2 separate regions of the Homo sapiens genome follow, and region 1 is linked to region 2. Evidence: chromatin loops called from intact Hi-C (ENCODE). Cell type or tissue: breast epithelium. All regions are shown on one strand. Each heading gives the region's core, and the rest is flanking DNA. Links, peaks and the distances in the headings are about the cores only.

Evidence for each region. A loop is a pair of places that touch in the nucleus more often than their neighbours do. Peaks named below come from ENCODE experiments on the same cell type or tissue, not always from the same donor. Only the 100,000 strongest peaks of a DNase experiment are listed, where the experiment ranks them.
Region 1: it touches region 2 in a loop (7-fold over the local background); 1 of 110 quality-filtered maps calls a loop at or near these places.

What each region holds. Positions count from the first base shown.
Region 1 is chr3:55,690,235-55,695,614 of GRCh38, reverse strand. All of the region lies in intron 16 of ERC2 (ELKS/RAB6-interacting/CAST family member 2), which reads left to right. Among named protein-coding and RNA genes, the nearest start is that of ERC2-IT1, 33 kb to the right of the region's middle. In breast epithelium, for the core only: no CTCF peak of the experiment used is centred there; no DNase peak of the experiment used is centred there.
Region 2 is chr3:55,613,656-55,619,035 of GRCh38, reverse strand. All of the region lies in intron 17 of ERC2 (ELKS/RAB6-interacting/CAST family member 2), which reads left to right. Among named protein-coding and RNA genes, the nearest start is that of ERC2-AS1, 8.7 kb to the right of the region's middle. RefSeq lists enhancers at 2,468-3,242, 3,243-4,018. In breast epithelium, for the core only: no CTCF peak of the experiment used is centred there; a DNase peak (open chromatin) is centred at 3,175; H3K27ac peaks cover 675 bases.

The DNA.
Region 1 (5,380 bases), core at 252-5,251, 76 kb before region 2:
GAGTGATCCCACCAATAACCCAGTAGATCTAAACTAAGGGAGTCATTAAGGTTGAGGACCCAGGATATCAAGAATAGTCATAAATACACAGCCCTTGAGGGATTACTGAGGGGGTGGGAAGATTTGGAGAAGATGTAAGAGAAGTCAGTGCAGTGTGGCAGCTCAAGAATCTAGCCCCCTACCTGAGAGAGAAGCTTTTAATAGCTGGTGGGCTGTGACCCCCAGGATGGTCACAGCCATTGAATATGTCCAAGTAGAATATCTAGACAAATCCCAGTAATGACTTGGGAAATCCTTCAAAGCAAGAAGTGGCCATGGGGGCAGACAACAAATATTTCCCATGACACAAGCTGCTGGTGTGTTTTGAGAAACAATAAAGTCCAAAGAGTAAATGAAACATGCTGGAGACACATTAGAGATTTTTCTTAGGTTACCAAGATTGATTTCACAAAGCCAAGTAGAAATTCAGCTTTTCCTAAATGTTCTCTGTATCTGTTGTCATCAGTCTCATCTGTCATTTTCTTTAAATAGCATCTCCTTCTCTGCCTTAAAACATATCAGTGATACCAAGTCTTTCTACTTTCCTTTTTCTAGGCATCATACAAGTTTTACTGTCCCAGTAAAAGTCATATTTTATTAAGCTCATTCCATTGGCTCCCAGGTATAGACTAACCTGGTGAATAAGAAAAGCACAGCATCAGCATGAGGTCCACACCCCAGCCAACTTAAAATGCCAGGCACCATGCAGGCTACCCTTTGTGCATCTAGGACTCACATTTCTCTTCCCGGGTCTTGGGTTGGGTGTTAGGTCTTCAAGGACCCTGATCTCACTGCTTGTTTGTGCAAAATGTACTTCTATGTGTTAAAGCACTTGCCGCTCTGATTCTAGTTGGGAAGGGCCTAAATGGCAAAGAACCTAAATATTTTGGGGCTGGAAACCTCAGAATAGGTGGCCACTTTTGAAAGCCCAAGAGAAAACTCTTCTCTCCTCTTCCTCCTTCATTGAATGCAAATACTCGCTCATAGGTGTTGGAGAGCTCGAGGGATTTTGACCACCTTTGAGACTTTCTGATAGTATTTAAATTTTAAATTTCACATTTTACTTACAGAAAACCAACTTCTAAATGAGGGCTATGAGTTTAGGAGCATGGAGACATGATACTTATGTGATCAGTTACAGAAAAATTTGGTTGAATTTCACATTTTATATTCAGATTCTTTGTCCCATGTTCACACATGTCTGGCCCTTACGAGGTACTCTGTAAATGTCTGTTGAATGAACTGCTCCCATAGTAGCTTCGGGAAGTAGGAAGGGCAGATGGAAGTATCCCCATTGCATAAATAAAGAAACTCAGAGGTTGTTAATGATCCAGAGTCACAAAACTGAAAGTCAACAGGCCCCAGATGAAATCCTGAGTCTCTGAGTACTATACATTGGTGGCAAACCCCTTGGATACATCTATGCAACCACGTGTATTTATGATTGCACAACTATGATGGATCCACTTATTCTTGAGTGCAAATGTGCTTTTTCCCTTTCCCATGGAATTGTAGTAAATTTTATCCTATTTTGTTTATTTTCCAAAATTGAATTAAATGTCATCTTTGCCGGGCGCAGTGACTCACACCTGTAATCCCAACACATTGGGAGGCTGAGGCAGTCAGATCACCTGATGTCAGGAGTTCGAGACGAGCCTGGCCAATGTGCTGAAACCCCATCTCTACTAAAAATACAAAAATTAGCCGGGTGTGGTGGTGAGTGCCTGTAATCCCAGCTATTTGGGAGGCTGAGGCAGGAGAATCACTTGAACCTGGGAGGTGGAGGTGGCAGTGAGCTGAGATCGCGCCATTGCACTCCAGCCTGGGCAACAAGAGTGAAACTTCGTCTCAAAAAAAAAAAAGAAGAAAAAATATGTAGTCTCATCCATTCTCTTTCCATTTGCCCCAGCTTTCATTGTCTTTATTTCCATTCTTCTGTTTTGTGAGTTTATTCCTTCCATTTCCCCCCATTTTACCTGTTCCCTTTTACTCTTCTCTATTCCTGCTGTCCCTGTGCCAATTGCAAACTCTCCTGCTTCTATGGAATCACCAGAATGAGATCCTCAAGTAGTGGAGAGACTGGCCCGGGGAGGGAGGGGAACTGCTCTGGGTCACAGAGGGTTCTTGGCAGTGGATTGCCAAGACTCACATTCCCTTGCTCACTCTCCCCTGAGCCTCTGAACATGTAAGGATCTGGAGCAAACCATGCCCCCAGAGCAAAACAGAGGATGCTTTATTCTGCTAAGGGCTGCTGTCAGATCAGCCAGGGTGCTAGGGGTACTTTCAGAGAGTGACTTTTCTGTGGTAGAAGCTAGGTTTTCCCTATTGCATTCTGAACTTTAAGGTGTCTGTCCATTCTATGGATCTTGTCCTAGGAAATTGATTGCCCTAATCCTAAATATTATCCACTCTACTTGGTAATTTCCAGAATCTGTCTGTGGATATAAATAGTAATCCTTGGTGCTTTCTCTGCTGCTCCTGATGACTGTGTGGTCCCAGCATGTGTTGGCTCTCAGCCAAAGTGCGTGTTTGTACCATTGGACATATTTCAGAGCATTGAATGTTCACTTCCATTTTCTGCTGAAAATTCCCATAGAATTCTACTTGGGACACATGTTGTTTTGCCATAAGCCATCAAATTTCTTGGTTACTAAAGAACCCATGCCTAGATTTGGCCTTCTCTTCAAACTCTGGTCACAGAACTGATACACAGATTGTATTTTAAGATACAGTAAAATGATCCCAGTGACCTAATTTATAATGGTTGATAGGAATCTGCTTTTCCTTTCTGTGTTTGGATTCTGGATTCTTGCATATAGGCAGATGCTTACAGTACTGAACCTATACTCTGCTTCAGAGAGGCTGCAGCACTCACTGCCTTGGTTTTGAGATTTCTGGTCCCTAAATATGTCCCTTCTCCCCTCTTTCTACAGGCAAAAGAGCCATAAGGTAGAGTTGGCTCAGAAAAGAAAAGCAGGGCTTTTGCTCTCTCACCTCCTACCTCTGTCCATTCTGCATACACCTGAGCCTTGGGTACTGCTCTCAGGTAGAATTAGTCAGCATCCTATAAGAGCATTCCTTAAAGAGGGGAATTTCCAGCCATCCCTGCAATTATGTCCTCATCGATGTTGTGGCTGGAGGCAGGTGACAGCTCCAGGCCCATGTGTTTCCTGGCCCTAGTTCTTTTTTCATAAAACCCACCTGCTTTTGTCCTCCTTCTGCATTTTATGCTTAGTCCACAAGAAGTTGGTGGGGCCTCACAGTCCAACAGAAGAATGAAGCAGTCACAGCAGCCCCTCCTGGGGCACCAGCTTGAGGCCGTGGGATCCCGTACTCCCACTGAGCCCCTCTCTGTGAATGCAGGGCCAGCTTTTCTGATTGATGCTCTGCTTCCCTTGCACTTTCACCAACAGATTAGTCAATGTGCAGCCCTTTGAACTCTGACAGACAGGCAAGGGGTCCAACCTGCTCTGTTGCCCCCAGAAGATGAATTCTGTATATAGAGTTGTTATTCCTAGCTTTTGCTTAGGGAGGAATAAAAAGAATTTATTTTATGTTTTGAGGTTAAATGAATGTGGGATAAATGTATACATAGCATCCTGTGTGTATATATGTATGTATTGCTCTATGTCAGATGAACTGACGACTTTTCCACATATGGAAGAATTTCACAAGATCATGTTTAGCTAGAAACTTCTCTCCCTAACTTCCTCTGAGTGCATGTTTGAATATACGTTATATATACATATATATGTATGTGTGCACATAAATATATCTTCATGTTTCCTTCACTGAAGAAAAATTAACACCGTATATCAGGGCTTACTAAAGTATAGTTATGGAACATACAAAAAACCAGGAATCTTTAGTTCCCCATGATAGTAACCTGATAAGAAAAGTTACATGTTTTAGGCTTTTAATATCAGTTTCCAACCAAGCTAGTATGTCTAAAGCTTGCCCAGATAAGAGACAGTATATATATATATATATATATATATATATTTTTTTTTTTTTTTTTTTTTTTTTTTTTTGCATTGCAAATCTAATGTCATGGCCCACTTCTTGGAAGGAGCCTTGAGTTTTGTTTCACGTGGGGATGAAGCCTTCAGATTCAACAACCCATGAAGAAACCTCTTATTGGTGCTGATGTGTATTGCATGGGAGAAGGGTTCAGAAGTTTTGACCGTTGCCACTCCTGGGCCAGTCCTTTCAGAACTGTAGCCAAGGATATCCTGGCATGCATTTTGAAATAGCTCTTGAGAGCCACTTGCCTCTTTCCCAATACTTCTTTTCTCACAAGTAGATTGGAGGATACTGTGTTTAGCAGGTTAAGAAATAGAAAGATATCGCAGATGTCTCTTTTTTCTTTATCCCTCAGAGACTACTAAAAATCCCCAAAACTACTAGAAAGTGAGCCAGACGGCATATGTGATTTCCCACCCTTGGGAAATAAAAGGGGCAGTTTATTTGTTTGCTTGTTTTTAAGAGCAGAAGCTGTAGAGTAACCCTGCAGTGGCTCTCTGTGAGGCCACAGGTAAAGAAGGAAATGGGGACAAATGTCTGAACTGTTGTTGTGGGAGGTATTTAACTGCCTCCTTCCTCTACCAGCAGTTACATGCTCACCCAACCATTAAGAGCTACAGGAGAGGGAGGGAGGCGGAGTTACGCAGCAGTTGGGAAGCTGGCTTTGCAGATGAGCAGGTTATTGTCAAAGCCCTTTAATCTGGGTGCGATGCTAATTCCCTGCATGTGAGCACATGAGGGCATGATTAATAAGCCCTGCCAGGTAGGGTCTTCACTGAGTATGGGAAAAATGCAGAGCTGCTTAATGCATCAGGATCCTCCTGTTAGAAAAGGATTTTTCCTTAAAGGAGGTTTGAGCCTACTGAAGATTTCATTCAGTCTTATGCTATTTGGGGTAGAGTGTTTTTTTTTTCTTTTACTGATTTGTCTAGGTTTTACACCTTGTTTGCAGTATTAGGGTTACATTAAGAGATTTGTTGCAGTATCCTTTGAGTCAACAGGGGTTTTTCAGACATAGCCTGCACTCTCCAGCTTACAGATGCAACGCATCTTGGCAACATTGGAGGGTTGATTTCTTTTCAACTTGCTGCTTTAATCCAGTCGCATTTGTCTAAGAGGCAGCACTTTAGCTCCCCCATTGAGAGGGGGTGGCCAACCTTGAAATGTCGGGAAGCAGGGAAATCCATTTTATATTGCTAAACACCATTGCCTCTCTTTTTTTCTATAACTGATGTAATAGGGATCATGTTTGACTTACAACACTCCAGGCACTTGCAGCACTCCAAAGATAAGGGACCAGCAGAGGAAAGGGAGTAGG
Region 2 (5,380 bases), core at 114-5,113:
TGGGATTTTGAGCCCACTTGTGGTTTTACCATTCCATTCGCATCTCACTGGAGACTACGCTTGAACAACAGTTATATGTGCTGATAAGGCAAGACCAAATCCATCAGCGTTCTCTACTCCTGCCTCCTCGAGAAAGGATAGCTGGGTCTTCCCATGATGTTGTTTCAGCTTTTCCTGTTGATCAGGACAGTAATGATGGTGGTGGGAATGTTTTGTTTTTATTCAATTTTATTGTTCTGCTTTAGTGTTTTAACATTTCTAAAGGCAATGCATTTTTCTCATTAAACATTTCAAATAATTCAAAAATCTTTGCCAAAGAAAATAAAAGTCCCCTCTAATCCACCATCCAGAAATACTAACATTTTGGTGAACTATGTATCTTTCTAATTTTACTATATATAGACTCTTAAAAAGAATGGGATTATATTATAAATGTTTTTATAATCTGCTTTTTGAACTTAACATTGTATGTTGGACACTTTCCACATTAATAAATATACACCTATGGAATCATTTTTATAGTAACGGAGTATGGAATTTTGCATTCTTTAGCCAGTTATTAATGGTGAACTTTAGATGTTTTAAAATGTTCCCTAGTAGAATTCCCTAAAGCCTTTTGGGCTTAACCTTTATTCACTTAGCCAATAATTTCTTTGGAATAAATTCCTAAAAGGGAAGTTGCACATTAATATTGATAAAGATTGTGAAATGGCCTCCCAGAGGTGATGCCCATTCACCCTGCTTTAATGCCTTGAATGGCACCACCTCTCTGTACTTACCCCAAGTCTCTTTGTTTGGTGTTGCTTTGCTTTTCCAATTTAACTCCAATAGGTAAAGAGCTCTCAGTATTTTTCTTCTGGGTGGTAGGGTACAAACCAACAAAAACAACCAACATGCTTAATTTGCAAGTTGGTTCAGGGAGAGATGAAAAATATCTTTACAGAAGTAAACACCAATCTTATGACTGCCCATATGATATACTCCATTTCTCCCACCACCGAGATTTGTATAGTTTCTCTCCTGTCAGTATAATGCTCTATCTAAAATTTTAGAGGTTTCAGAATGGGTTGCCTATCCCAGTTTCCTTGTGAAAACAATTTTCTTTATTGTAAGTAAAGATTTCTAGGCCTTGGTCAATAAAAGAGAAATGGCCAGTGCTAGAAAGAGTCAAGTGGCCCCACTTCCCTTGCTCCAGATCTTAAAAACACCTAAAATGAAGCTCAATTAACTGGTTAATTTTTGCTGGTCATACGTTTTGAATGTGGAACTTCTTGGTCATTTGAGGGGTCTGACATTCTGGGCCCTTTTATCCTTTTATTGGTGAATTCACTGAAGTGTAGGCAGACAGAAAATGTTCAAGTGGCAGGCAGATAAACTTGTTAAATCCCTGGAAGTCTTTCCTTCTTTGCTCTGGGAGTTTATCATCTTGGCAGAGTTAAAAGGCAATTAGGCCTGCAGGTCTTTCCTGGCTTGTTTATTGGTGGTTTACACATGGGTGTTGAAGAGACAGGGCCATATTAAACATTCTGATCCTGCTGGCCGGAGGGGAATGAGACCTCAGCCCAACTTGGTAAGTCTCCTTGAGAGACAGCCTTGCCAAAACGCTGGAGGAAAATTGTTTAAATATAGTACCTGTGCCCCACGATGCTCATTGTTGGTGGAAAATTGCAGTCGGCTTGCTTCATGCTGTGTTCCATTTCCTGGGAAATGGTTTTATGGAAGGACATTTGATGAAAAAGTTCATTCCTTCTGTAATTGTTAGCTGCCCCTGTGGTGTGAGTTAAGGTAGAGGCGCACTGGAAATATTTCTTGCCCCAAATCTCTAGGGCAAGCCCCTTGCATGAGAAGGGAAGGCTATCAGTTTGAAACTGGGTGAGGGACAGATTTCCATTAAGTCCTCTGGTCCCTCTGAGTTCTCAGAGTCTCCCCAGCCAGGCTGATCTTGGGCAAAATTTGTAAAGGAGGTGGGTCTTGGGTTTTTGCAATCACTTCTTCCTTTTCTCACACCCTGCCTTCCATCGGCAAAGCCTGCAGGCTGCCTCCCTGGGATGAAGATACAGGGTTGGAGTAACGCCTAACTCCTTCACACCTATGTGTTAGTGAAGTGAAATGGCTCATCACTTCACCTCCTCCCCTGTTTTTCACAGTCAGCTTGGGCACTCATCTTAATGGAACAAGTGAGAATTGCTAGGGTTCAATTTGCTGGGCTCGGGGGTCAGGCACTCCTGGGTTCCACTTCTGGCTCTGTGTCTAACTGTGTGCCTTGAATTTCCTCTCTAATCTCAAGTTTTTTCTATTTGTAAAATAGGGACAAAGCTAGTCCCTACCATGCTAGTTTGTTGAGAGACTAAATAATGCATGGAAAGTGCTTAACATAGTGCCTGGCACTTAAAAAAAAAAAAAAGCACAATAACTGGTAGCTTTTACGATTAAAATGTGCTTTATTTGTCTAACACATATATGTAAAATATATATTATGTATATGTGTATATCTAACACACATATATGTAGTGTATATATATATATGTGTGTATATTTACACAGTCCAGTGACAATTATATTTTTTGACAAGATGTAGCTATTTTTGTTTTACCAGTCTAGGGTGTTACTGAAATATAAAAACGTATCTGTATAAAATGAGAAAATCCTTGCTCAGGTCCAGAATACTTGGAATTTAAGGACTTTCCATTTCCACAACTGGCCATTGTACTCAGCGGCCAATGGAACTCCTTTCCTAAGTGGCTGCTACTTATCCAAATCTTGGTTCCTCAGGAGTTAGGCACCCTGCCTTTATTTTCTCAACTAAAGAAAACACAACAGATAACTGCAGCTTTTATTCTCAATCTGACCTTTCATGTTGTGAAACTCTTTTGCCATAGTGTCTTGCCAGCGTCTGCACAAGGACTTCCTCTAGCTGAGTAATGTGGTTCTGATTAAGGACATCCTATAAGACCCAGGAGGATGGCCTGGGAAGGAAACCAGCCTGAGACACTAGAGTGAATTTCCATCCCTCAGTCAGATATATGATATTAAAGACCAGAAGGTATATGGAGTTTGTCGTTGGAAGACTCAGAAACAAAATTAAAGCAAATGGCTGACAAATTGGCTGTCTTTTATGCAAAGTTGACAAGTAAGCTGCCTCTTACCCGAAAGAGGATATGCAGAGCCCTCCGGCCAAATGGCTCGGCAGGCAGTCAGCAGGTCTTTTGAAGTTCCTGCTCGCATGCCACTTTTAACAACAAGGCCTCTGCTGAATTGCTTCCTCGTAAAGACATGGAAACTTAATTTTCACCGAAAATATCATAGTTCCAACAATGATCATTCATTCCTCTCCTTAGTGCATGTAATATTGGGTAAAATACCTGTGTTATGTACAAATGAGGTATTTTTTTTCTCCTTACAGTTTTATGAATTAGGCTATAAATATTAAACCTTACTTTATTTCGCGGATGCTAAGACCTTTCCCTGGGGCCCACTAGGCACTGGCTCACTCCTGCCATAGTCAGGAGGTGAGGTGATTGTGACCAACAATGGAAGATCCCATTTGCTCTCCCTGGATTCATGGAGGCTCTATCCACAGGAGGAAGGACAAGAGGGCTGTGCAGTGGGCAATGGCGTTTGGAGAGCTTGGAGTTTCTCTATCAAATATCTAAGAATCTACTAATAGTTGTAATTCTAATATGATTTTCTTGTTAATCTCTGTCAAGCCATGAAATCTGATATGTTAACCATGACTAAGCCATGAAATTTGTCAACTTTGTCTGTGATTTACACAGGCTCTGGGTATTTTATTTTTTAACTCTTAATACAAAGTGTAGAACAGTACTTCCCAGTATGCTTTTCCCAGCAGGCAGCTGGTATCCTATGACAACAAGTAAGAACAGAGTGTACGTGTTTCTCTTGCTGTTTCAAGGACCAAGGACAGATAAGATAAAACCTAAAAACTAAATAATATATTTTTCTTTGGGGTGATAACTGTGAACATAGTAGGCTTGCTTAAACATCAATAAGTATCAAATAAACATCCAAAATAGTTTTATGGTTCCTATCATTGGGTGTGATAACACACTTCCTTAAAGTGGTAGGTTGTTTTTGAGAGAAAATGAGTGAATAAAACCTGTTTGTTTGTTTGTTTTAGTGGTAAGTGATATAATTTCTCTCTTCAACATAGTATGAGCATAGGCTCTGTGACCTGAAATCCCATTTTGCTGTTGGCTAGGTGGGTGAATTTGTGTAAGTCACTCAACGTTTTTTCCCCGCTCAGTCTTTTCTTCTAAAAAATGAGGATGATAATACTGGAGCCTACTTTGTAGGGGCCTCTAAGGCACTAAAGAGAGGCCATCTATAAAACTCAGAGTGAGCACATTTGTCTTTTATCCACGTGGTCTACTAGTATCATTGGCATAGTAGTATATAATGATATAATAGATCATTGGGTATCTTTGTCACCCAAAGGAAAATTCATATAATTGGGAAAGGATTTTTTTTTAATTTTATCAGAAAAAATATGGGTAGTTTTTGACCAACCATTACCATACCTGTAGACAGTTTTTCATATGAAGGAAGGAGAACAGCTCAAAGGAAGAAAGAAATGTTGCAGAACTGGAGAGTAGTGAGGGCTGGGATGTCTTTCTCTCCTGTCCCTACCAAATGCCTTTTTTCCTTGTACTCAGAGAAAAAGAATACCCAGATCCTCCCCAACTGATACCTGGCTTCCACTCTTTAGAATCTAGAATCAGATAATCAGATGGCTTAAAACTCAGAGTATTTTGGTGACTTTGAGGACCATGTAGTCTAGTGATTTTAAAACTTTTGTTTTTCCTACAAAATCTTGTGCAGTGCTTCAGATCCTAAAAGAGCCCTTTCCAGATACCTTTCCAGTAGATCCGTAGGATATAACTTGTGAAAACAGAGTCAGGCTGATCTGTTCATTTTATCAACAGTGAACAGAAGTCTATGAAGTGTGGGCAGATTCCTCCAGGTCTTACCACTGATGGCCAAAAGTAGCCCAGCCATGTCTTCTTTTTTTTTTTTTTTTTTTTTTTTTTTTTTTGAGAGGAAGTCTCACTCTGTCTCCCAGGCTGGAGTGTAGTGGCACGATCCTGGCTTACTGCAACCTCTGCCTCCTGAGTTCAAGCAATTCTCCTTGCCTCAGCCTCCCAAGTAGCTGGGATTACGTTGCCCACCACCACACCCAGCTGATTTTTTGTATTTTTTAGTAGAGATGGGGTTTTCACCATGTTGGCCAAGCTGGTCTTGAACTCCTGACCCTCAGGTGATCCACCCACCTTGGCCTCCCAAAATGCTGGGATTATAGGCATGAGCCACCACGCCCGGCCACAGCCACGTCTTGAGTTAGTCAGTTCCCTTGCCATTATCC